Regions from separate parts of the Homo sapiens genome. Here all the other regions are linked to region 3. Evidence: chromatin contacts called from ENCODE Hi-C or POLR2A ChIA-PET data. All regions are on one chromosome and are shown on one strand. Each heading gives the region's core, a stretch centred on a gene start or an enhancer-like site at or near the end of the contact. The rest is flanking DNA. Distances are from core to core; before and after follow the strand shown. Region 1 holds the start of ZNF582 (zinc finger protein 582). Region 2 holds the start of ETFB (electron transfer flavoprotein subunit beta). Region 3 holds the start of NDUFA3 (NADH:ubiquinone oxidoreductase subunit A3). Region 4 holds the start of C19orf84 (chromosome 19 open reading frame 84). Region 5 holds the start of ZNF444 (zinc finger protein 444). Region 6 overlaps SPACA6 (sperm acrosome associated 6). Region 7 holds the start of ZNF787 (zinc finger protein 787).

The links. Hi-C counts contacts between places; a loop is a spot of excess contacts on that map. ChIA-PET counts read pairs that join two places held with the same protein, here RNA polymerase II (POLR2A). Pooled maps may share reads with other maps.
Region 1: a map with no recorded cell type shows a loop between it and region 3 (16-fold over the local background). The contact joins the promoter of ZNF582 here to the promoter of NDUFA3 in region 3. A Hi-C loop is called at or near these places in 1 of 168 maps with a recorded cell type or tissue (naive thymus-derived CD4-positive, alpha-beta T cell), 2 of 37 single-sample maps with no recorded cell type and 6 of 50 pooled maps.
Region 2: a map of endothelial cell of umbilical vein shows a loop between it and region 3 (15-fold over the local background). The contact joins the promoter of ETFB here to the promoter of NDUFA3 in region 3. A Hi-C loop is called at or near these places in 1 of 168 maps with a recorded cell type or tissue (endothelial cell of umbilical vein), 2 of 37 single-sample maps with no recorded cell type and 9 of 50 pooled maps. POLR2A ChIA-PET finds 5 or more read pairs at or near these places in 1 of 52 experiments (activated CD8-positive, alpha-beta memory T cell).
Region 4: a map with no recorded cell type shows a loop between it and region 3 (8-fold over the local background). The contact joins the promoter of C19orf84 here to the promoter of NDUFA3 in region 3. A Hi-C loop is called at or near these places in 2 of 37 single-sample maps with no recorded cell type and 6 of 50 pooled maps.
Region 5: a loop to region 3 is called in a map of naive thymus-derived CD4-positive, alpha-beta T cell, with 23 times the contacts of the local background. The contact joins the promoter of ZNF444 here to the promoter of NDUFA3 in region 3. A Hi-C loop is called at or near these places in 3 of 168 maps with a recorded cell type or tissue (CD4-positive, alpha-beta T cell, CD8-positive, alpha-beta T cell and naive thymus-derived CD4-positive, alpha-beta T cell), 7 of 37 single-sample maps with no recorded cell type and 13 of 50 pooled maps.
Region 6: a loop to region 3 is called in a map of B cell, with 17 times the contacts of the local background. The contact joins the enhancer-like site here to the promoter of NDUFA3 in region 3. A Hi-C loop is called at or near these places in 2 of 168 maps with a recorded cell type or tissue (B cell and CD8-positive, alpha-beta T cell) and 7 of 50 pooled maps.
Region 7: a loop to region 3 is called in a pooled map, with 16 times the contacts of the local background. The contact joins the promoter of ZNF787 here to the promoter of NDUFA3 in region 3. A Hi-C loop is called at or near these places in 4 of 37 single-sample maps with no recorded cell type and 12 of 50 pooled maps.

What each region holds. Positions count from the first base shown.
Region 1 is chr19:56,391,860-56,394,921 of GRCh38, forward strand. ZNF582 (zinc finger protein 582) reads right to left here and starts at 1,675. Exons shown (of 5, transcript NM_001320371.4): 1 at 1,361-1,675. It overlaps ZNF582-DT (ZNF582 divergent transcript), which reads left to right and starts at 1,817. Exons shown (of 2, transcript NR_037160.1): 1 at 1,817-2,194.
Region 2 is chr19:51,364,792-51,367,637 of GRCh38, forward strand. ETFB (electron transfer flavoprotein subunit beta) reads right to left here and starts at 1,597. Exons shown (of 6, transcript NM_001985.3): 1 at 1,479-1,597. The coding sequence starts at 1,535. CLDND2 (claudin domain containing 2) reads right to left here. Exons shown (of 4, transcript NM_152353.3): 3 at 2,666-2,785; 4 at 2,307-2,424. The coding sequence ends at 2,351. RefSeq lists an enhancer at 1,204-2,163 and silencers at 2,393-2,442, 2,713-2,846.
Region 3 is chr19:54,101,328-54,104,526 of GRCh38, forward strand. NDUFA3 (NADH:ubiquinone oxidoreductase subunit A3) reads left to right here and starts at 1,528. Exons shown (of 4, transcript NM_004542.4): 1 at 1,528-1,561; 2 at 1,787-1,861. The coding sequence starts at 1,552. RefSeq lists an enhancer at 1,317-2,293.
Region 4 is chr19:51,388,940-51,391,887 of GRCh38, forward strand. C19orf84 (chromosome 19 open reading frame 84) reads right to left here and starts at 1,652. Exons shown (of 2, transcript NM_001193623.2): 1 at 1,539-1,652; 2 at 1-570. The coding sequence starts at 1,573. The coding sequence ends at 45.
Region 5 is chr19:56,139,950-56,142,899 of GRCh38, forward strand. It overlaps ZNF444 (zinc finger protein 444), which reads left to right and starts at 1,338. Exons shown (of 5, transcript NM_018337.4): 1 at 1,338-1,408. RefSeq lists enhancers at 801-1,130, 1,161-1,300.
Region 6 is chr19:51,702,573-51,705,659 of GRCh38, forward strand. It overlaps SPACA6 (sperm acrosome associated 6), which reads left to right. Exons shown (of 9, transcript NM_001316972.2): 4 at 57-80; 5 at 449-526; 6 at 656-765; 7 at 1,458-1,614; 8 at 1,698-1,908; 9 at 2,518-2,618. The coding sequence ends at 2,551. Among named protein-coding and RNA genes, the nearest start is that of SPACA6-AS1, 11 kb to the left of the region's middle. RefSeq lists a silencer at 1,595-1,794. Within about 2 kb of position 1,444, at least 35 of the 41 ENCODE cell types and tissues checked have a DNase peak (open chromatin) inside an H3K27ac peak, as active enhancers do; they include B cell and CD8-positive, alpha-beta T cell, where a contact is called at or near this core.
Region 7 is chr19:56,119,608-56,122,775 of GRCh38, forward strand. ZNF787 (zinc finger protein 787) reads right to left here and starts at 1,688. Exons shown (of 3, transcript NM_001002836.4): 1 at 1,565-1,688. LOC124904772 (a long non-coding RNA gene) reads left to right here and starts at 2,003. Exons shown (of 2, transcript XR_007067348.1): 1 at 2,003-2,325. RefSeq lists enhancers at 733-1,027, 1,455-2,170 and silencers at 775-824, 905-1,224, 1,515-1,594, 1,605-1,724, 1,815-2,184.

The DNA of each region.
Region 1 (3,062 bases), core at 425-2,924, 2.3 Mb after region 3:
GGCTAGGCTTGCCTCACAGTTCCTAGAATGCCAAGTTACAAGTCCCCACCTGCTTGCCCTCTGCCCACCAAGAAAATGAGAAGGAGGGGGAGGCAAAGGGATCCTCACCCAACCCCAGGAAACCAGCTTTAGCTGCTGCAAGGCAAAGGGGAACCAGTGGTCCTTTCCCTCCCATTTCCCCTAAACATCCAGTGGTTCTGTTTTGCTGCAAATGCAAGTCTAAGACAGGGATGCTGAGGGCTGTTCTAGTGACTGAGACCCACATGTTACCTCAAGGACAAGGAGGGCTTCCCTCAAGCCAGGGAGCATAGAAGGCCTGCATCATTTGCATAGCCCCAGCCTAGAATAAAGCCTTTCCAGGACTAGGCCATTTAACTCTCTCCTGCAGCAAATATAACACCTTTGAAAGTCTACCTGGCTCTTTTCCCAACCGCCAAATATACAAAAAGCTCTACAGCCCAAACTGAGGCTTTGTGCATGCCACTTCATGGAGCATGCCTTGCATCAACAAATGGGATAGAGTTGGAAGGAACAGTAAGAGACAAATTACACACAGCACGCCCAGTGCTCCATTATCAGCACATAAATGTGTCCTTCCATAGAGACACAGCAGTGCACAAAGCTGCATGTCCAATAATATTTGCTAAATAGGAGAACTGAAAATTAGTACGTAAGTAGGCAAGTCCACAAGTAGCCAAGAGGTTGAATCATTTTTGGCACAGCCATATAATGGGATGCCAAGTGACTATCAAAAATGACTATCAAAAACTGACAAGCAAAGATATTAACTACTGAATCCTTTGAGAACATTCAGCAAAAAGAAGTCAAACTCACTAACACACAGGCTAAAAACAAAACAAAACAAAAAAATTGGAAGAAAAAACACCCAAGTATTCGCAGTGTTGTCATTTAACCAGTTCTTGAGCTCACTGTTAAACAAGAAGTACTCTGTAAAGGAGTATATAAGGTGCCTACTGCATTACAAACATTTGGTTCTAAGTAACGTGTAAGTGAAATAATTATGAATGTTGCTTAATATGATGTAATAGGCAGCTTTTCCTTATTATGACCACTTTTATAAGCATTATTTGTATTAACTGCACGATATCCTATTTACAAAGGATGGCCTGTGATCCACTCAAGTGTTTCCCCATTGCTGGACATAGAATTTGAACATATAAAATGTTCCCAAGTATAAGTTTTTCTAAACTAGCGGTTCTAAGTCTTCTGGGGTCTTGTAACTCTCTGAGAACCTCATGAAACAAGATTTCCTCTCAGATTAAAAAAAAAAAAAGGCACGCATAACAGTGAATGCAAAACATCCGCAATTTCAGGGGGTCGGAGACCCCTGCGCACCCACCTAAGGGGTCCATGCACCTGGGCTATGAGGCTGGAAGCAGAAAGGGGGCGCCAGAAAGCGCACGCCGCGAGGGCCGGCGGGAAATGTAGTCTCACGCCGGTAAAGCCACAGAGCGACGATGAGGCGAGACGTCTGCGTTCTTCTCAGGCCTGAGACCCAACCGGCCCGGGCACCAGCTCCTGCTGGACCCCAGAGCGCCTGGAAAGCTCCGGAACCTCTCACCTGCCGCCTCCTCGGGTCCAAGTGCCACCGCGGCCGCGCCCCCGGCAGCCCAGGGCGCGCTTCCACCACGGTACCGGTGGATTCGCCGTGCGCAGCCGGAAGATGGCGCAGACGCACAAAGCACACCGATGCTGCGCCATGATAGGGCCGGCGCCGCAGTGTCTTCCGGGAAACATAGTCTTTAGGCGTAAAGGCAGCAGCCCGGCCTTGAAGCCGGATCTCGCGATGTTTCAGGGTGAGCCGGACGCAGGCGTGCCTGCGCAGTGCGCGGAGGAGTGCTGTTCGTGTGTTCGAGTCCCTGGGTTGCTTCCTGGGGTCTGTGGTGCTGGGTGTGCTATCTGCGTGTGATTCTCTAGCGAGAGATTGTGGGCGAGTGACCGAGTGGGCAAGGGGCCGTCACTGTGTGTGCGTGATTTTGACAGTGTGTGGTGGTAGCTTCTGACTCCGCGTGGGTCGTTGAATGTATGACTGGGACCGTTTAGCGGTGGATACACAACTGTGTGCGGCTGTGGAAGATTGCCTCATCCGTTACGTTCCCATTTCCGTGGAACAACAGTTTTACCAGAAGGTTTCGAAGGAACCTTAAAGTTTGGAAGCGTAAGAGTTTATCTGGTAACTAATTTTAAACATTACATCTATGGTGAGTTAAATGTGGGTTATGAAGGAGAACGCAAAATAAAAACGTTATAAAGATGTAAAGGAGTTTTATGGGGCGGCATCTCTTGGGCAAATATCAGACCGCCGTAGGTAGTTGTTAATTCTCTCTTGTTTTTAGGCGGCTTTGGTGTCATCAAATGTGAGAAGCCCTGGACTTTACACATCCCGAGCCAGTGTGATCCAGTATGATTGGGAGTCCGAGTGCCAGATGCCGGTCAGGACCTGTTATGCTGGGTCTCAGAATGCGGAAACTCTCCCTGTCCGAGGTGGAACAGTTTGTCCTTGAGTGAGGACTGGAGTCCTGAGTGACTCTTTTGATTTGATCCTGTTTCCCTCAAACCTGGTGAGCTCTATGGTGTAATAAATGGTTAAGAGTGTGAACCCTTAACCATCTCTAAGACTGGAGCCAGAATGCCTGAACTCCAGTCTTAGAGATGTGCCTCGGTCTCCACATTTGAAAGTGAGGATGATTGTGGCATCTAATTCATTGAGTTGTTGGGGAGGAGTAACTGATATGTAAAATAATGCTACTGCTGCTGGATAAGGATGCTAATATGACTGAAGCTAATGCTTTCTTTCTGCAAAGATGCTTTTTCCAAAACACACCATATTGCCTCTTTACACATTCTTCAGGAGAGGGTAGAGGCTGCATTTTCCTTGTAGGTGCGGTGATGTGGTGGAAAGCACACTTTTAGAATTAGACAGATGTGGATTCAAATAGCATTTCAGCCATTTATTAGTTTCTTCGTGCCTATCTCGGTTTTGTTTTGTTTTTTTTTTTTTGTCCATAAAAGGAAGAATGTAATGCTGGGCTTGCAGCTTT
Region 2 (2,846 bases), core at 347-2,846, 2.7 Mb before region 3:
GTCTAGAGCCAGACTTGCCCGGGGTTTCGATCGTAACTCTGCCACTTACTGGCTGGGAGATCTGACAGGCCTCAGTTTCCTCATCTATCCAATGGAATTAATAATACAAAGGGTCGGCCAGGCACGGTGGCTCACACCTGTAATCCCAGCACTTTGGGGGGCCGAGGCAGGCGGGTGGATCACCTGAGGTCTGGAGTTTGAGACCAGCCTGACCAACATGGTGAAACCCCATCTCTACTAAAAATACAAAAAATTAGCCAGGTGTGGTGGCACATGCCTGTAATCCCAGCTACCTGGGAGGCTGAGGTAGGAGAATTGCTTGAACTCGGGAGGCTGAGGTTGCAGTGAGCCAAGACTGCGCCATTGCACTCCAGCCTGGGCAAAAAGAGCAAAACTCCGTCTCAAAAAATAAAAATAAATAATAAATAATACAAAGGGTACTGAAAGGACTGAATGGGTTAATCTCTGCAAAGGACTTGGAACGATGCCTGCCACGTAAGTACCCGCTAAATGCTGGCTGCTATCATCACTGACACTTTCATGCTCAAGTCTGGCTCCTGTACCCTCTTCCCCAGCCCACTCCCTAAGCAGGCAGGGGCAGTATCAGTGTCAACTTTGTGACCCTGGTTTTGCCCACCCTGAGGCCTCCAGGGTGCCAGGCCCTGCGCTAGGTAATGCTGGGGACACGGAGGTAAGTCCCCAGGCTGATGGGAAGGACAGACATGGACAGACAGTCACCATCTTCAGTCCAGTTCAGGCCAAGCATTGAGAGAAACGGGCCTGAGAGACCGTGTCTGATTCACCTCTGTCCACACCAGCTTCCCTCTGGGGACAACAAGCCAGGCGCTGAGAGCACCCTCCCCCACCTCTTTCATGGAGAATGTGAGCTACCCCCAGCTCAGTCAGGTTGGCTCCTTGAACTTTCATCTCTAGCAAACACACTTCTCTCTCCCTAGCTAGAGCCTCCTGGCTCACCCTGTGGCTATGGAGGGTGGAAAGCAGCTTCTGGGGCCCCACAGGACCCTGTCTGACTCCCTCTATAGCACATTTCGGGTAATATAAGAGTACAATGGTAAGTAATGCAGCCTAGTGGGTGAAAGCAGTCAGAGGAACCTGGATAGAACTCTCGGCTCTGCCCTTCTCTAGCTGGGTGACCTCTCTGTGCCTCAGTTTCTCCGTGCATTAAACAGGGACCGTGACTTCTTCCAGTGGGTAAGAAATAGAGAAAGCAACTCACTCTGAACAGTTATCAAGAGAGTGAATCCAGAACGAGGGAAAAGAGAACATGGCCGTGACCCCGGAGGGATCGGATGTTAGAACTTCACTCTTGGATTTTTGCCCTCAGGTGACTTTGACGTTTGGGGGTTAAAGCGGCAGAGGTCGGGGGTTACGAGAAGACCCCCACCCAGTGTGCGCTCGTGGCCCCGGAAGCACACGGCTGCGGGACTCAGGGATGTGGGAGAGGGGGGCCCGATCACCTTCACGGCGTAGTCGATGACCCTCTTGACAGCTACGAGCACGCGCAGCTCCGCCATCTTCCCGCCGCAGCCACTTACAGGGTCAGCCCGCACCCTCAGCGGCTCAGTCCAGAAGCCCCACCACCCCCGCCCCCCGCGCCCCTCTCTGCGCCTGCGCGCAGCACGGTCAGCCAGTCAACCGCTGCAGAGCCCGCCTCCCCGACAGAGGACCAATCGAGAGGCCGGAAGGAAGGGAGGTGTGGCAAGCAATGCAAACCAATGGGAAGCGGATCTCGGGGAGCGAGCGGGACCTGGAGAGAGAAGGAAAGGCCTGGCGGAGAGGGCAGGGCAGAGAACTAGGGGAAAGGTCGTGCACTGGAGGGAAGCGCGCCCGGAGTTTATAGATCCTCCCGGTCCTATAAACACTTCCCGGTATCCCCGGATCTGCTCTCCCTCTCCAGATCCCCCACTTCTTCCCGGCCTCTCCAAGTCGCGGTACTCGTATTCCCACGCCTCTGAATCCTCGCGCGTCGGTCTCTCCACTCTCTCCATCCCCGTGTTCCCTGTCCCTTCCATATCCGTATCCTCCCCTGTCCGTGTCTCTACTTCACCTCCATGTCGTCCCCACAGCCTCTCCACACCCTCTCCAAAGGCCCACGTCCCCTCCTGGCCCCGCCCCTCCCACATGTCCCTGTTCCCATCCCAATCCATGGAGACTTGTGTCTCCATGTCTGTGTCTCCCTGTCTCCACGTTCCCTATGAGTTCATGTCCTTATGTCTTCCCTGAGCCTCTATGCAACCCCGTGCCTGCGTCCCCACGACCCGCAGAAAAGCACGCGGAGCCGCAGCGCTAAAAAAAGCCGTTCCTTTATTCTGCCCCAGGCAGGCTGCAGTCACAGACACACGGGGAATCCACTGATGGCGTCGGTGCTCTGCATGATCATGTCTGCCAGCAGAAAGCAGAAGCCTGGGGGGACGGGGGTGCGGAGCAGGGAGAGGAAGGTGGGCCCTGGGGCGGATGGCCGGGAGGGCCCCGGGGACTGGGGTTTGGGGCTCCAAGGGGGTCTCTGCCGGGTCTGCGGGAGTCGTTAGTGTGTTGGGGAGTCCCCGAGAGGTCCCCGGGGTTTCCTGGGAGGGCAGCTGGGGAGCCTCTGGGGTGAGGGTCTTCTGGGCAGTCTCCTCCACCCTCTTCCCGCTGTCCAGTTTACCCGCGAGAATTGAGAAGGGTAAGGCCAGCCACCCAGAAAAATAGGACCAAGAGAAGAAGACGTTGTTCTTCCACGCATTCTTCACGGTGTAGCCTATCAAGGCGGTCAGCAGCAGCAGTCCTGGGCCCCGCCCAGCCGCAAGATGAGCTAGCTGGGCCTGGTGGGGGCTGCACCCAGGCCA
Region 3 (3,199 bases), core at 278-2,777:
GGATAGATAGATAGATAGATAGATAGATAGATAGATAAAAATTAGCACCTGTTAAGTGCCAGGCCCTTGCTGTGATTGATTGATGGATAGATAAAAATTAACACCAATTATGTGCCAGGCCCTTGCTGTGATTAATTGATCGATTGATAGATTGGTTGACAGAGAAAAATTAGCACCTATTATGTGCCAGGCTCTTGGTGTGATACTGTGTTAGATAGATAGATAGATAAAAATTAGCCCCTCTAGGCCGGGCGCGGTTGTTCACGCCTGTAATCCCAGCACTTTGGGAGGCCAAGGCGGGTGGATCACCTGAGGTCGGGAAGTTCGAGACCAGCCTGACCAACATGGAGAAACCCCCGTCTCTCCTAAAAAAGAAAAATTAGCCGGCTGTGGAGGCGCGCGCCTGTAATCCCAGCTATTCAGGAGGCTGAGGCAGGAGAATCGCTTGAACTCGGGAGTCGGAGGTTGCTGTGAGCCGAGATCGCGCCATTGCACTCCAGCCTGGGCGACAGAGCTAGACTCAATCTCAGAAGAAAAAAAAAAAAATTAGAACCTATTACGTGCCAGACCCTCGCTGTGCCATGTTGGCAGGCACAGAGGGAACTCAGACTCCGTTACTGCTCTCAAGCAGCAGCTACCAGTCCGACTGAAAGACCAAGACCAGGTCAGTTTCTTTTTTTTTGAGACGGAGTCTCGCTCTGTCGCCCAGGCTGGAGTGCAGTGGTGTGATCTCGGCTCACTGCAAGCTCCGCCTCCCGGGTTCACGCCATTCTCCTGCCTTAGCCTCCCCAGTAGCTGGGACTACGGGCGCCCACCACCACGCCCGGCTAATTTGTGTTGTATTTTTAAGTAGAGACAGGGTTTCACCATGTTAGCCAGGATGGTCTAGATCTCCTGACCTCGTGATCCGCCCGCCTCGGCCTCCCAAAGTGCTGGGATTACAGGCGTGAGCCACCGCGCCTGGCCCAGACCAGGTCAGTTTCTTAAGTGATCTGAGCTATAATGGCGGTAACAGAGCACTGTGAGAGCCCGCAGAAAGCTCCTAACCCATCTGGGATGAGACCTAGCGCTTCCAGGACGAGCCGATGTTGAGCTGAGACCTCGAAGGACAGGTTAGTCATTCACCTTCTCCCGGGCTCAGTTTCTTCGTCTGTAAAATGGGCTTTCATACATAAACTATAAAATGGGGACTATTTTGTTCCGCCTTAGGTGGGTCGCAGCAGGAGGACTAGTCACTCCGGAGCGACTTCTAGGCTGAGACTAAGGAGATTCCACGCAGGTCCGCAAAGTCAGGCTTGCGCTTGCTCCTGACACCACTTCCTTTACCTCCACGGCTCCATCTTTGTTCTGCGCGAGTGCGCACGCGCAGGCTCCGAAAGCGGGCCGTCGCACAGAGGGACCACAACTCCCAGAGTGCTCCGCGTCCTTGCTTTCGCCTCTACTTGTGCTCCAGGGCGCACGCGCAGCCCTGGGAGCGGGTTCTCGCGCATAGGGACCACAACTCCCAGGGTGCTCCGCGTCCTCGCCGCTGTCGCCGCCGCGGAGACAAAGATGGCTGCGAGTAAGTGCAGGTGCCGGTGGCGCACGGGGCTCGGGTAGTTCTGGGAACCTCTGGGCGGTCCTGGGACTGAGGTGCGGCAGGGCAGGGGTGGAAGCGATGGGGTCCGTGCTGGAGGGGAACGCAGAAGTCACGAGGGGGCTCCTCCAGGGCAGGGGTGGCACGAGAGGGTTAGAGGTCACCGGGGGCAGCTACTTGCAGGGGTGACGCTTCTTGCCACCCCTTCAGGAGTCGGCGCCTTCCTCAAGAATGCCTGGGACAAGGAGCCAGTGCTGGTCGTGTCCTTCGTCGTCGGGGGCCTCGGTGCGTGAGTGCTCCAGGCGCAAACTTGCATCGTCCACCCCCGTCCCCCTACATCCCTCCATCTTGTACCCCTAAAGCCCTATCGCCGCCCTCGGGTCCCCTCTAGTGTGTCTGCACCCCCACGGCATCCCCTTATCTATCCCCATACCCATTATAACCTCTCCACCATCGCCCCCCGCGTTCCTCTCCACCTACCCAATACGCTCTTAACCCCTCTAAATGAGACGTTCTCAACCCTGCTTATGCCTTAACACCTGAGCACCAAAAAAAAGTCCAGATCCTCCTCCTCCTTTTCATCTTTCCTCTCCCCCATTCTGAATTGAGTTGGCTTGGGTGGAGGTGGGACTGGGGAATCTGTGTCTTGTGAAAATCCCCGTATGATCCCAATGTGCCTTGCTGATTGAAAATCTCTGCCCTCTGCCCTGGAACTGCCCTACTCACACTTTAATTAGCACCGGAGTTCCTGCAGGGATGGGGGCGGGGGATTGTTAAAATGTAGCTTTTTTTTTTGCGATGGAGTCTCACTCTCACCCAGGCTGAAGTGCAGTGGCGCGATCCCGGCTCACTGCAACCTCGGCCTCCTGGGTTCAAGGGATTCTCCTGCCTCAGCCTCCCGAGTAGCTGGGATTACAGGCGCCCAGCTAATTTTTTGTTTTTGTTTTTGAGACTGAGTCTCGCTCTGTCGCCCAGGCTGGAGTGCAGTGGCGCGATCTCGGTTCAGTGCAAGCCCCGCCTTCCGGGTTCACGCCATTCTCCTGCCTCAGCCTCCCGAGTAGCTGGGACTACAGGCGCCCGCCCCCATGCCCGGCTAATTTTTTGTATGTTCAATAGAGACGGGGTTTCACCGTGTTAGCCAGGATGGTCTCGATCTCCTAACCTCGTGATCCTCCCAACTCGGTCTCCCAAAGTGCTGGGATTACAGGCGTGAGCCACCGCGCCCGGCCAGCTTTTTTTTTTTTTTTTTTTTGAGATGGCGTCTCGCTCTGTCTTCCAGGCTACAGTGCAATGGTTTGATCATGGCTCACTGCAACCTCCGCCTCTAGGGTTCAAGTGATTCTCCTGCCTCCGCCTCCCAAGTAGCTGGGATTACAGGCGAGCACCACCACGCCCGGCTAATTTTTGTATTTTTAGTAGAGACAAGGTTTCACCATGTTGGCCAGGCTGGTCTTGAACTCCTGACCGCAAGTGATCTGCCTTCCCAAAGTGCTGGGATTACAGGGGTGAGCCACTGCGCCCGGCCAAACTGTAGGTTCTGATTCTGTAGGTCTGGGGTGGGGCATGGGATTCTGCATTTTTGAAGAGTTCCCAGGTCTTGTCAGTACTGCTGGTCCACCAGCC
Region 4 (2,948 bases), core at 402-2,901, 2.7 Mb before region 3:
CCTCCTGGGTGACTGCAATCTCAGGTGCCTGACCCTCCAAGGTCCTAGTACTCTGTCTCCCAGTCCTCAGCAGCCAGTGGTGTTTCCAGGGGTGGCTCTGGACCTCGAGCTTCTTTCTTCCCATCCTGGGCAGGCAGTGTTGGTGGTGATGGCAGTGTCATTGGTGGGGTCCTGGGGCCAGCCCCAGGGCCCCCCGCCCGGCCCCTCTCTGGCTGCTCAGCTCTCCCAAGGCCCCGTCGATGCAGGCCTCGGCCCCAGCCTGGCCTGTGCCTGACTTCCCAGCCTCCGCGTCCCCTGGGAGGCCTCCTAACTGCCCCCGGCTGGGAGTGGCCTGCCTGGGAGCAGCAGGGGCAAGAGGGCAAGGCCTGTTGGAAGGTGTAGGCCCCCAGCAGGGCGCTGTGCAGGAGGCAGGAGAGGGTGTCCAGGCGTATGGGCACGGTGACAGAGGCCACGCTCTCCGGGAGCCCCAGGTGGGTGGGGTCTGTGGAGTTCAGGAGCAAGGGTGGAGGGGCTGGGAGAGGCGCAGGGGGCCATGGCTCGGTCCCAGATGACGGCAGGGACAGGTTGTTCCTAGAACAACAAAAAGACAGGTCAGTGGGGCTCAGCGTCTCCGTACTTTCTTGTTTCTCGCTGCCAGGCTGTCTCTGCACCTCTGCAGAAGGCAGCCATCTCTCCATCCTCAGTGCCCACCTGTGACTTCCTCCCCCGCTTCTCTCTTTTTGTTTCTAACCCGGGTCTCTCTAAAGAAACAGACAGCTCTGCCATGAACTTCGGCACCAGACAGAACTCAGTTCCAATTCCTGGTGGCCTCGCTTTTGGTGGTGTATCTTTGGACAAATCATTTTCCTATTCCGAACCTTAATTTGTTTATAGTCACAGATGGCTTTGGATGGTATCAAAGGTGCGTATGACAGCGCTGGGTCTGGTAAGTGCTAAAACAGTGGACAGCTACGATTTCTCCAGCCTTCTGGGGATCCCTGGAGTCTTCACATTTCTTGGTTTATTCTTGGAAATTTCTGTTCGATGAGTATCTGTTTCTAGCTCTTTTTTTTTTTTGAGATGGGGTTTCACTCTTGTTGCCCAGACTGGAGTGCAATGGCGCTAACTTGGCTCAACGCAACCTCTGCCTCTCGGGTTCAAGCGATTCTCCTGCCTCAGCCTGTCGAGTACCTGGGATTACAGGCACGCACCACCACGCCCGTCTAATTTTGTATTTTTAGGAGAGACAGATTTCTCCATGTTGGTCAGGCTGGTCTCGAACTCCCGACCTCATGTGATCCACCCGCCTCGGCCTCCCAAAGTGCTGGGATTACAGGCATAAGCCACTGCACCCGGCCTCCGCCTGTTTCTAAGTATCTCGCTCAACTCTCACCAAGATCTTCTAAGATTCTGTACCTATGTGATGATACCTGAGCCTTTTTTGTTTTTCCTGATTCTCTATGCAGGTCTGTTCAGCGCGCCCTTTCTCTCTCGTTTTCTCTGTCCCCTCCTCTCTCTGGGTCTCTGTCCCCCTCTCAGGAGGTCTTTGTTTGTCTCACCCTTCAGGCCCAGCCCCGTCCTTTGGTTGTTCCATCTCCACTGGGGCCCTCTTACGTATCTTCTAGCAACTTCGCCTCCGAGATCCTTCGGGGGCCCGGGAAGGTTGGGGAGGGGCCGAGGCCGAGAGAGGCGGGGCTTGGCCGGGTCAGAAATGGGGCGTGGCTCGCGGAGTTATCCGGGATCCCAAAAGAAAGAGCTCAGGCGGGGACCTGGATCTAGTTCCCCAAGATCACTTACTTAAGGCCTCCAGCACCCTGTAGCCCCTCCTCCCTCAGACCCAGGAGTCCAGATCCCCAGCTCCTCCTCGCTCAGACCCAGGAGTCCAGATCCCCAGCTCTTCCTCCCTCAGACCCAGGAGTCCAGATCCCCAGCTCCTCCCTAAGACCCAAGAGTCTAGATCCCCAGCCCCCTCCTCCCTCAGACCCGGAAGTCTAGGGCCCCAGCCCCTCCTCCCTCAGACCCGGGAGTCCAGATCCCCAGCTCTTCCTCCCTCAGACCCGGGAGTTCAGATCCCCAGTTCCTCCTCCCTAAGACCTAGGAGTCCAGATCCCCAGCCCCCTCCTCCCTCAGACCCGGAAGTCTAGGGTCCTAGCCACTCCTCCTTCAGACCCGGGAGTCCAGGCTCCAGCCCCTCCTTCTTCAGACCCCGTACTCTGGTTCCCCAGCCCCCTTCCTCTCTCAGATTCAGTAGTCCCGGGACCCCTGCCCCCTTCTCTCTCTCTCTCTGTCTTTCTCTCTCTTTATTCCTGCCATATCCTCAAGACAGATTCTTTAGGACTCAAGGGACGTTTTAGGTAGGGAAATGTGGACACTCCCTAGGGCAGAGGGCGTGGTAGATGGTCTGGAGGTCTTAGCCATTCTAGGCGCTGGGTTCTACTAGGTGCCGTGTCTCTAACTTGCTTTGTTACTTTAGGTGCTTCTACTCTCTATGCCCTAGTTTCTCCATCTGAGAAATGGGGCTAATATTACTGTCCAGGTTCTTGTGATATTACTTGTGTATTAGTAGACACAGAATCTGGACCACAATTAGGCTGAACACATGAGATTTACTTATTGTTATTGCTGGTGGTTGTGACAGTGTTTTGCTGAGAAGCAATCGTCATTATTACATGCATTCATTTAAGAAATATTCAATGCCTGCTATGATTTGGGCTCCAGGCTGCACACGGGACAGAATAGACATGGCCCCTACTCTCAGGAAACTTGCATGCTTGTAAGGGAGACAGACGAGACATACATAGCATATATTCTGTAAGAATATGTACCTGAAGATGTCAAATCAGGGCAAGAGGATATAGAGTCACCGAGGTAGGGAGATAGAGCAGATAACGTGGTTAGGGGCCTGGCCCGGTGGCTCACGCCTGTAATCCCAGCATTTTGGGAGGCCGAGGTGGACGGATCACTTGAGG
Region 5 (2,950 bases), core at 88-2,587, 2.0 Mb after region 3:
CAGCGTGCTCTAGGAGCAGAAAGGAGGCATGACTGGAACTCATTAAACACGAGGAGAAGACAGTGGTAGACAGGTGGGCCAGGGCAGATTAGGCCACCGTGGGCAAACTGGTCACAAAGTTCTGAGTCAGCCACTCATCGCTTGTGAAACCTGGGGAAAGTTGTTCATTTATGAATATAAGACGAACAACTTCCATGTAATGAATGCTTGTTATGGGTAAGCCACTGTCTTCGTTTTTATGGCGCGGAGTCTTCAGATCAGCCGGGGAGGTGGAGGATGGGAGGGGGATTCTCTTATCCTTGTTGTACGGAGGAGGAAATACGCTGCGGGCTGGGGTAGGGCTTGTATGAGCCATAATCAGGTCTGGAACTGTCTAGATAAAAACTTCAGCTGATCTCTTAGGATGTCTGTCTGCTCTAAAATCCAAATATGCTTCTTCACAGTTCTGAGATGCAGAAACTGAGGCCTCAGGACGGGGCAGTAGTCTGTCCAATAGGGGCACAGCGAGGACGCGTGGCAGGTAGCGCTGTCCCCCAATTCACCCCAGGGGAAACTGAGGCTAAAGAGAGGGCGGTGTCCTGTCCAGGTTCACACACAGGAAGAGCCAAACCGAGGCCCCCGCGCTGGCCCCCTCCTGAGCCACTGCCCACCCCGGAACAGGAGGGCAGCCTGCTCACGTCCTGATTCCTGGCACCGACATCGGCCCTTAAGTTCTGCCCGGGTGGAGAGGGAGGACAAAAAAAAATGCGATCCGTAGTCAAGGAGACGTAGCCTGCACTCCTGATTGGCGCAGAACTCTAGCCTGGTCTCCTCCTCCTCCTCCTCTTCGCTTGCCAGCTTCTAGAGCTCCGGAGGCCCCACCTCCCAAATGCCCGGCGGTGCCCGGCCTCCCCTGATCTCCACAACAACGCCGCCATGGCTCCTCCTCCTCCTCCCTCTTTTTTTCCCGGCACTTCTGCGCATGTCCAGGGCCCGCGCGCAGACCACTGGGAAGCCTCCTCGTGCATTCTGGGAAATGTAGTCCAAAGCCTGTCGCGCTCAGACAGCCCGCGACATTTGCGCCGTCAAGGCCAAATAGGCTGCAGACGACGCTTTCGCGTATCTTGGGAAATGTAGTTCCAGTGTTGGCGAAGACGCCACGCGGTGACAAACAGGAGTAAGGCGGTCCCCAGGCGAGGGCCAATTGGCAGCCGCCTTTGCCGCGATGCTTCCTGGGAGTTGTAGTTCGGGGTGAGGCCGGGGCTTCATGGGGAGTTGTTGGGCTGAACGAGCGGCTCGGAGTATGGGATTGGGGGAGGGGGACGGGGGAGTTTGGCGCAAAGCCTGCTGGGGCATGGAGTCCCGGCGAGCTTTGTGCGCATGTGCGGGGAGGTGAGGGGGCTTGGGGGGCCTCGCCTGAGAGAGTGAGGTGAGCGAGGGGGGAAGGAGGGAGGGATTGGGTGGGGGCGGTTGGACGAGGGAGGGACCAGAGGTTGGATGGGAAGAGGGGCGCCGGGGGCCTCAGGAGGGAAAGATGGGAGACTTGCGGGGAGGGGAGGAGAAGGGGGCTGAGTGATGGGGAAGGGGCTGGGAGAGGGAACTAGAGGGGGAGGGACTTGGAGAGGGGGAGGGGTGGATAGTGGGAGGGGGTCGTGGATCCTCGAGGTCCTGAACGCGGGAGAGAAATGCTGAGGGAGAGGACGGGGGAGGGGCGCCTGGGGGAGGGGGAGGGGCGGGACGGGGGAGGGACAGGTGGGGGAGGGGAAGGGGACCCTAGCAGAGGGTGGGCTGTGAGATGAAAGCTGAGTGGGAAGCTGGACCCTACAAAGGAGTCTGGGGGCGCCGGGACCGGACCCCTTCGGAAAGGTTTGCGGGAAGGGGCTTCCGGGGACGATGGTTATTGTTGTAACGTAGATACGGCGCAGGTGGCTCGTTTTGCGCGCTGCTTCTACAAGTGCAACTTTTACAGAGTTGTGAGATTCCTGAAGATAAGAATCGTTGCTCTGTTTTGCTGCTTTCTCAGTGCGGAGCATCTGCCTTTTTAGCTTGTTGCAAGGCATTATTACCTTCGGTAATATGTGTAAAGTGCTTAGAAACTCTGTTTATTGTCAAATGAAGTTGACCCCCGCCACCTCTACCCCAGTCAGGATGGAGTCACCCTCCTCTATATCCGATTTTAACGCCTATTCCAATGTATACTTAGTATTTTAATCTGCGTGCGTGTTCATAGCAGTGTCCCCTGGGCACCTCGCAGGGAAACTTCGACAAAGTAACCCTAAGTCTGACTGGACACTTACTAGCCAGGTGTGGTTCTCAGCATTTTTGTTCTCCTTCTATCACTTTACAGTCAACGAAATGGAGATACAGGGTATTACAAAAGGTGCCTTGTACCTCGTCCAAGGACACAGAGCTGGTAGGAGGCAGAGCTGGAATTTGCCCCAGAGCCTTTGTGCCGTAGGTAAATATTTGTCCAGTGGGCCAGCGGCTCTCAACCAGGAGTGGTTTTGTCCCCCAGGGGACATGTGGCAATGTCTGGAGACTTTTTTTTTGGTTTTTCCAACTTGGGAAGTGCTACTGGCATCTCATGAAAAGAGGCAGAGATGCTGGTAGACATCGTATGTTGCACAGGATAGCCCGCCACGACACAAGTGCCATTAATGTCGAGGTTGGGAACCTAGAGTAGACAAACCGGTCTTTGTCGAGCACTTAGCCTTTGGAGGCTGCTTCTAACTCCTGCTCCCAGCAGCCTCTTGAGAGGAAGGAGCTCTTGTTAGTCCTGTGTCTCAGGTGGAGAAATGAAGCACAGAGGGGGTAAGTCACACGTCCACAGTCACACTGCTGATGAGTGGCAGAGCTGGAAGTTGAAGCCAGGCAGCCAGACTCCACAGCCTCTTAGCCATGATATTAACCCAGCATATGTGGGTGCTGGTGCCGGGGTACTAGGTGGAACTGGTGTGGACTCTGGAGTCAC
Region 6 (3,087 bases), core at 194-2,693, 2.4 Mb before region 3:
CGGGCAAGGGTTCTTCCCATGACTGTAAGGTAGTGATGTTTCCTCTTCCTCCACAGCCCAGGCTTGCATCCCTCCCTGCGGTAAGGACTTCATCTAAAACTTGGAAATTGCGGGGTAAGGGAGGCGGTCGGGGACGAAACGTACGACATCAAGTGTGGGAAAGCGGGTGGGCTTCACATCCTTAGGAAGCCAATAAGATCCCTGGAGAAAAGGAAGAAAACCAAGTATTGCTCTAAATCCTCAGAAGGTGTGTGTGAGAGCCGAAGCAAACCAATAGGAATCCTAGAGGGCGGAGAGGAGTGAGAGTCGGCCAAAGACAGCAGGGAGGGCGGGGTCAAGATGCCACCTGGCCGATGGACCCCGGGAAGCTGCATGGATCTCAAATGGGCCAAGGGCCCCGGGCTTGGAAGGGCAGGTGGCGCCTAGACCCAGCGTTCCCGCTCCACAGGTCTCCAGGAGTTCGCCCGGCGTTTCCTCTGCAGCGGGTGCTACTCTAGGGTCTGCGACCTCCCGCTGGACTGCCCAGGTGAGGGGGCGGGGCCTCGGGGTGCAGGAGGCCAACCTGAGAAAAGGGACCAGAGCACCGAGGGGCATAAGCTGGTGGCGAGGCCAGACGTGGTCGGGGCCCAGCGAGTGAACCCTGCTCCGTCTTCAGTTCAGGATGTGACAGTGACTCGGGGCGACCAGGCTATGTTTTCTTGCATCGTAAACTTCCAGCTGCCAAAGGAGGAGATCACCTATTCCTGGAAGTTCGCAGGAGGAGGTGTGAGTCGGGGCGGGGCCGGCGCGAAGAGTTTAGACGGGCGAGTTAGCCTTCACTAGAGGTTGGGGAGTCAGCTTGCGGGGACGGGACTCCGGGAATCTCCGTCTAGACACAAGCATCAGCAAGAGGAGGGTCGCGGGATTTAGGGGAGAGCTCGAAGATCAGAATGCAGGACCAAGGACCTGGGGCGATGGCTCACGCCTGTAATCCCAGCGCTTTTGGAGACCAAGGCGGGAGGATGGCTTGAGCCCAGGAGTTTGAGACCGGCCTCGGCAACAAATTAAGACCCCTCCTCTGCCAAAAAATTTTAAAAACAGCCGGGGCGTGGTGGTGCACGCCTATAGTCCCAGCCACTGGGGAGGCTGAGCGGGAAGACTGCTTAAGTCCAGGAGTTTGAGGCTGCAGTGAGCTATGATCGCGCCACTGCACTGCAGCCTGGGCGCCAGAACGAGACCCTGTCTGGAAGAAAAAAAAAATACATAAATAAAAGCAGTTTCTAGGGGTAGGTTATGCGTAAGGGTTTAAGGAGTGAGGGGAAGGGGTGCGTTTAGGGCAGGGGAGCGAGAAGGCTCGGGGGCGGGCTCAAGGCTCAGGGCCAGGACTCCAGGGGGCGTGGTCTGGCTCGGGGGGCGGGGCTTGTAGGTTACTCAGTGGCAAGCCGGAGTTGAGGCGTTTAAACCCGCGTGTCCCGCAGCTCCGGACTCAGGACTTGTCCTATTTCCGAGATATGCCGCGGGCCGAAGGATACCTGGCGCGGATCCGGCCGGCTCAGCTCACGCACCGCGGGACGTTCTCCTGCGTGATCAAGCAAGACCAGCGCCCCCTGGCCCGGCTCTACTTCTTTCTTAACGGTGGGGCGGGGCGCGGCCGCGTGAGTGAGCGGGGTCGGGAGAGGGGTGGGGCTCGTGCCTGGCTGACGTGCGCGCCCCCGCAGTGACGGGCCCGCCCCCGCGGGCGGAGACAGAGTTGCAGGCCTCGTTCCGGGAAGTGCTGCGCTGGGCGCCGCGGGATGCCGAGCTGATCGAGCCCTGGAGGCCCAGCCTGGGCGAGCTGCTGGCCAGGCCCGAGGCTCTGACGCCCAGCAATCTGTTCCTGCTTGCAGTCCTCGGGGCCCTCGCATCAGCGAGTGCGACAGTGTTGGCGTGGTGAGTTCTGGGGACTCCGGAGCCCCAGCATCTAGCTCCCCGCTGTCTCAGATCCCACCGAGAAGTCTGGGTTCCCAGCAACCTCCAACCCAGGAGGTCAGGCTTTCAGTTCCTCCTCTCTCAGACCCACGAGTCCAGGTCCCAGCCCCTCTTTACTAGCCCAGGAATCCAAGTCCCCAGCCCCCTCCTCCCTTAGATCTAAGAGTCCAGGCCCCCAGCCCCTCCTCCCTCAGACCCAGGAGTCCAGGTCCGCAGCCCCTCCTCCCTCAGACCCAGGATTCCAGGCCCCAAACCCCTACTCCTTCAGACCCAGGAGTCCAAGTCCCCAGTCCCCTCCTCCCGCAGATCCAAGAGTCCAAGCCCCCGGACCCCCTCCTCCCTCAGACCCAGGAGTCCAGGCCCCCAGCCCCTCCTCCCTCAGATCCAAGAGTCCAGACCCCCAAGTTTCTCTTCCTTCAGACCCAAAAGCCCAGGCCCCCTGCCCCCTCCTCCCTCAGAACCAGGAGTCCGGGCCCTGTACACCTTTTTGACCCTGGTGTCCAGGCTCCGGGACCTAAGTTTCTAGTCACCAACCCCTCCTGTAACACACATACCTCTTTGTTTCCCCAGGATGTTCTTTCGATGGTACTGCAGTGGCAACTAACAAAGGTATCTTTCCTCCTTCCCTATCCTATTTCCATCCTGAAAATAAAGAATATATTTCAACTCTAGATTGTTTCATCTCCGAAGGTGGTCACTACTAACTCAGGTAGGAGGAGGTGCAGCAAGCCCACACATGCCCAGATGAATATGGCCCGCATAATGACAGTGATAGGCATAGCTATCCCAGTGCAAGTTAGGTGGGAACCCAGATACCCCCTCAGGTTACTGGCTGTCTCCTTGACATTTCCATCTGCAGAAGGCACCCTCAAATAGAGTCCTCCATGTTGCCCTCAGAGGCTGTTCCTCCCCAAGGCTTTCCTCCTACCAGAAAGAGCAACACCATCCACCTAGCAGTTCAAACCAGAAACCTTGGAATCTAACTTCTCCTCCACTTCCAATTCATTTTCATTTCCAACCCTCAGACTTTTTAACTCCTAAATATCTCATGAAGCTGCCTTCTCTGTGGTCCCAGTCACCCCCACCTCATGTCTGGATCACTGGAGCAGCCCCCCACCACCTCCTTGGCCTCTCTCCACT
Region 7 (3,168 bases), core at 438-2,937, 2.0 Mb after region 3:
GGGGCTGGGACTTGAACCCAGGCCTGCCCAGTCCCAGAGCTCTTGGGGAATACAACCCAGTGCCTGCACACACTCTGGCAGTGCACCAGGGAGGGGCCAGGCCGGGTGCCCGGATGGATGGATAAGACATGAGATAAGCAAGCAGGAATCTGATCTGGATGTTCTCTGAGGCCGTGCGTGGCCGGAGGACCACAGGGACTGCGCAGAGGCAGGCAGGTGAATGTCAGCAGCGTTTAGCCAAAGAGGCTTACGGTCTTCAGAGGAGCTAAGCCAGGATCAACGCAACTGTGCTTCCCGGCGCTGGGGTCAATCGGATCCCCAGATGGGTTCTAAGCACTGCGCAACATGGGACCTGGGAGCAGGACACCGCAAAGAGCAGACCAAGCCATTCCTTCCCTAAAGCCCTGACCATCCCCCGGACTGGGCTGGGTCAAAATGCCTTCCCTGGCTCCCACAGCCCCCAGACCTCTCCATCAGGGGTCTGGTCACCTTGGATGGCGACTCTGTCGCCCGGGTCTCAGTCTCTGCCTTCCACCCAGACTCCAAGCCCTTGTTCATCTCCCTGCTCCCTGTCTCTAGTGCCCGGCACAGGGCCTGGCACTGGAAAAACTTCTGCCTCCACTCACTCCTGCCTTCTGTGTCTGTGGGTCACTTTTCTGTGCGACTCTGCAGGTCCCAGAGCACTCATCCACATGAATTGGGGTCAGCTCCCTGGACTGGGGGTCGGGGTGGGGTGTCAGGAGGGCGGGGCTCCACTCTGATCCACTCGGCACAGGGGAGGGAGGCCTCAGGAGTCGCCACCCGATCCAGTCCCCGCCTTCGCCCTGCCCCGTGGGCCACGCGGTGGCTGACCTTGGCCCAGTCACTTCCCCCGCTGGGGACGCGCTTCCTCCCCGCCTGCCGAGCAAGGACGAATGAATGGGCCTCCTGCCGGCCAGAATCCCCGTAATTACCCGCCTGATCAAAGGCCACGCGCAGCCCGCCCGGGGCAGCAACGGGACCCGGGCTGACTCGAAAAGGGGAAGGAAGGGCTGGGGGGGCCGAGGGCTGAGACCGTGCCCTCGGGGCCGCGGTATCCGGCCAGGCCAGCCCAACCGCGCGGCCCCTTCCCCCACCTGGGCCTCAACTTCCCCCCGAAGTCGCCACCACTTCCGGCCACGACCGGCGGAGTTGGAACTTCGGGGGGACGGACAGCGGCCCCACCCCCGACGGCCCGCAGCAGAGGGACCCCCACCGAGGCCCCCGCTCCTGCCCCCGCCACGCGCACGCGCGCGCCCTGGACCCGGACCCGCGCACGCGCACCCCCCCTCCAGCCCCGCTCGCCGCCCGCGGGCCGCCCGGGCGCGCGTCCCCTCCCACAGCTCTTCGGCGCGCACGCGCACTCCCCCCGCCCGCGTCACCCCGGCCGCGCGCCCACTCACGCCCCCCCAGCAGCGCGCACGCGCGCCCGCCGCCCAGTCGCGCTCGCCCTCCAGTCTCCCCACCCACCCCCAGCCCAAGCCCAGCTTCCCGAAGCGCGCGCCCACCTGGCCCCCAGCGCACGGCCCCCGCCCCCACCCCTCACCTCCTTGGTCCCGGGGCCGCCGCGCCGCACTCCTCCTCCTCTCTCCTGCCTCGCGGATGGTGGCAGCGGCGGCAGCGGCGACTCAGACCCTGGGGTCAGGGGGACGGGCGCCCAGGCCGGAAGTGACCTTCCCGGCCGCTTCCGCCCGCGCCGCTCCCCCCCTTCTCCCTACTCCCTGCCCCCCGGGCCGCCACCCTGTCCTCGCCGCTCTAGGAAGGCGAGCCCGCTATCCCGGCCACCGCCCCCAGCTCTGTGGTGCCCGGCGGGCGCCTGAGGGAGCCACTTCCGGAAGTGTCTAGGACGCAGGTCCTCCGTCCATGCTCTATGGCGCCCCGCGCCGAGGGGCTTCGGCCCCGCCCCCTTCCCGGACAGGAGGTGCGGGCTGGGCCCGTTAGGCGGAGACTTCCGGGTGTCTAGGGCGGTGCCCCCCCGACAACCCGGGCTCCTCGCGCCTGCGCGGCCGGGTCCCCGGGCCCGCCGTGAGGAGAGTGAAGTGGTGGAGAGGGACGCTCGTGCCACCCCGGGTCCTCCTACCGTCTCTATCATGGTAACCCCTTCTCTGCCGCTGCACCTCCCAGTGGCCCGAGTCCAGGTGCCTTAGTTACTGGACAGAGACCCCGGGTTCCTTAGTTACTGGACAGAGAGTGCTGCGCTTCAGGTGCCATGGCCTCAGTTTCCTCCTTTCTGAAGTGATGAAAATACATTGTGCGCCTCCAAGTGCTTCACACGCACTAGGTCCTAGTCCTAACTAGGGCCTCATGGTAGGTCCTATCCCTATGTTGCAGGTGAGGAGTCAAATCACCTACCAAAAGTCACACACCCGGAATGCCAGAGCCTCGGCCCGAACCCATGGAGTTTGGCTCTAAATTCGTGTATTTAACCCTTGACTGTACACACTGCCTCGTGTCATAGCCCTGAGAATCCACTACTTCCCCCGCGTTAGGTAGGCACCTAGTAAGGACGCACTGGGTGTTAGCTGTTACTGTTGGTATTCTTGCAAAAAACACATATTTTAAAATAATTGTCCAAACCATAGTGTCCTTGTAGGCTGGTCCTTCTGGTCCTTCCTCTGTTCTGTACTTGGCTGACTCTCACCTAAGTGGCAGATGACTTATCGCTTATAATTGTTATCATCCTCACTGGTAGTCAGAAAAGATAAGAAGCTATAATTCACTGGTGGAATAACACCTTTCTCAGCCTCAATTTCTCATCTGTGGAATGGGAAAAAATAAGATAACCTGCAAGGTAATATGTGTAAGAGCTGCTTAGTTCAATACCTGGCCCATAGTAAGTTCACAAAAATGATGGTGGTTATTATTACCTATTAGCAGTGTTACATATAAGTCTATTGTTGTGGCCACTGTATACCCTCAAAGCTCAGTGAGCATCAATCATAAGATGTATATTATTGATTTAATAACATCTTTCCATGGGGTGGGGTGAACAGTGCTGTGTTAACTGTGTGTGTCAATAGGAGGATATCTGTGTCCCTCCTTCAGAAATATCACAAAGGTAAATTTTTAAATATATCTTAGAACAGAAGGAAGTGTGGCCGGGTGCAGTGGCTGACACCTGTAAATCTCAACACTTTGGGAGGCAGAGGC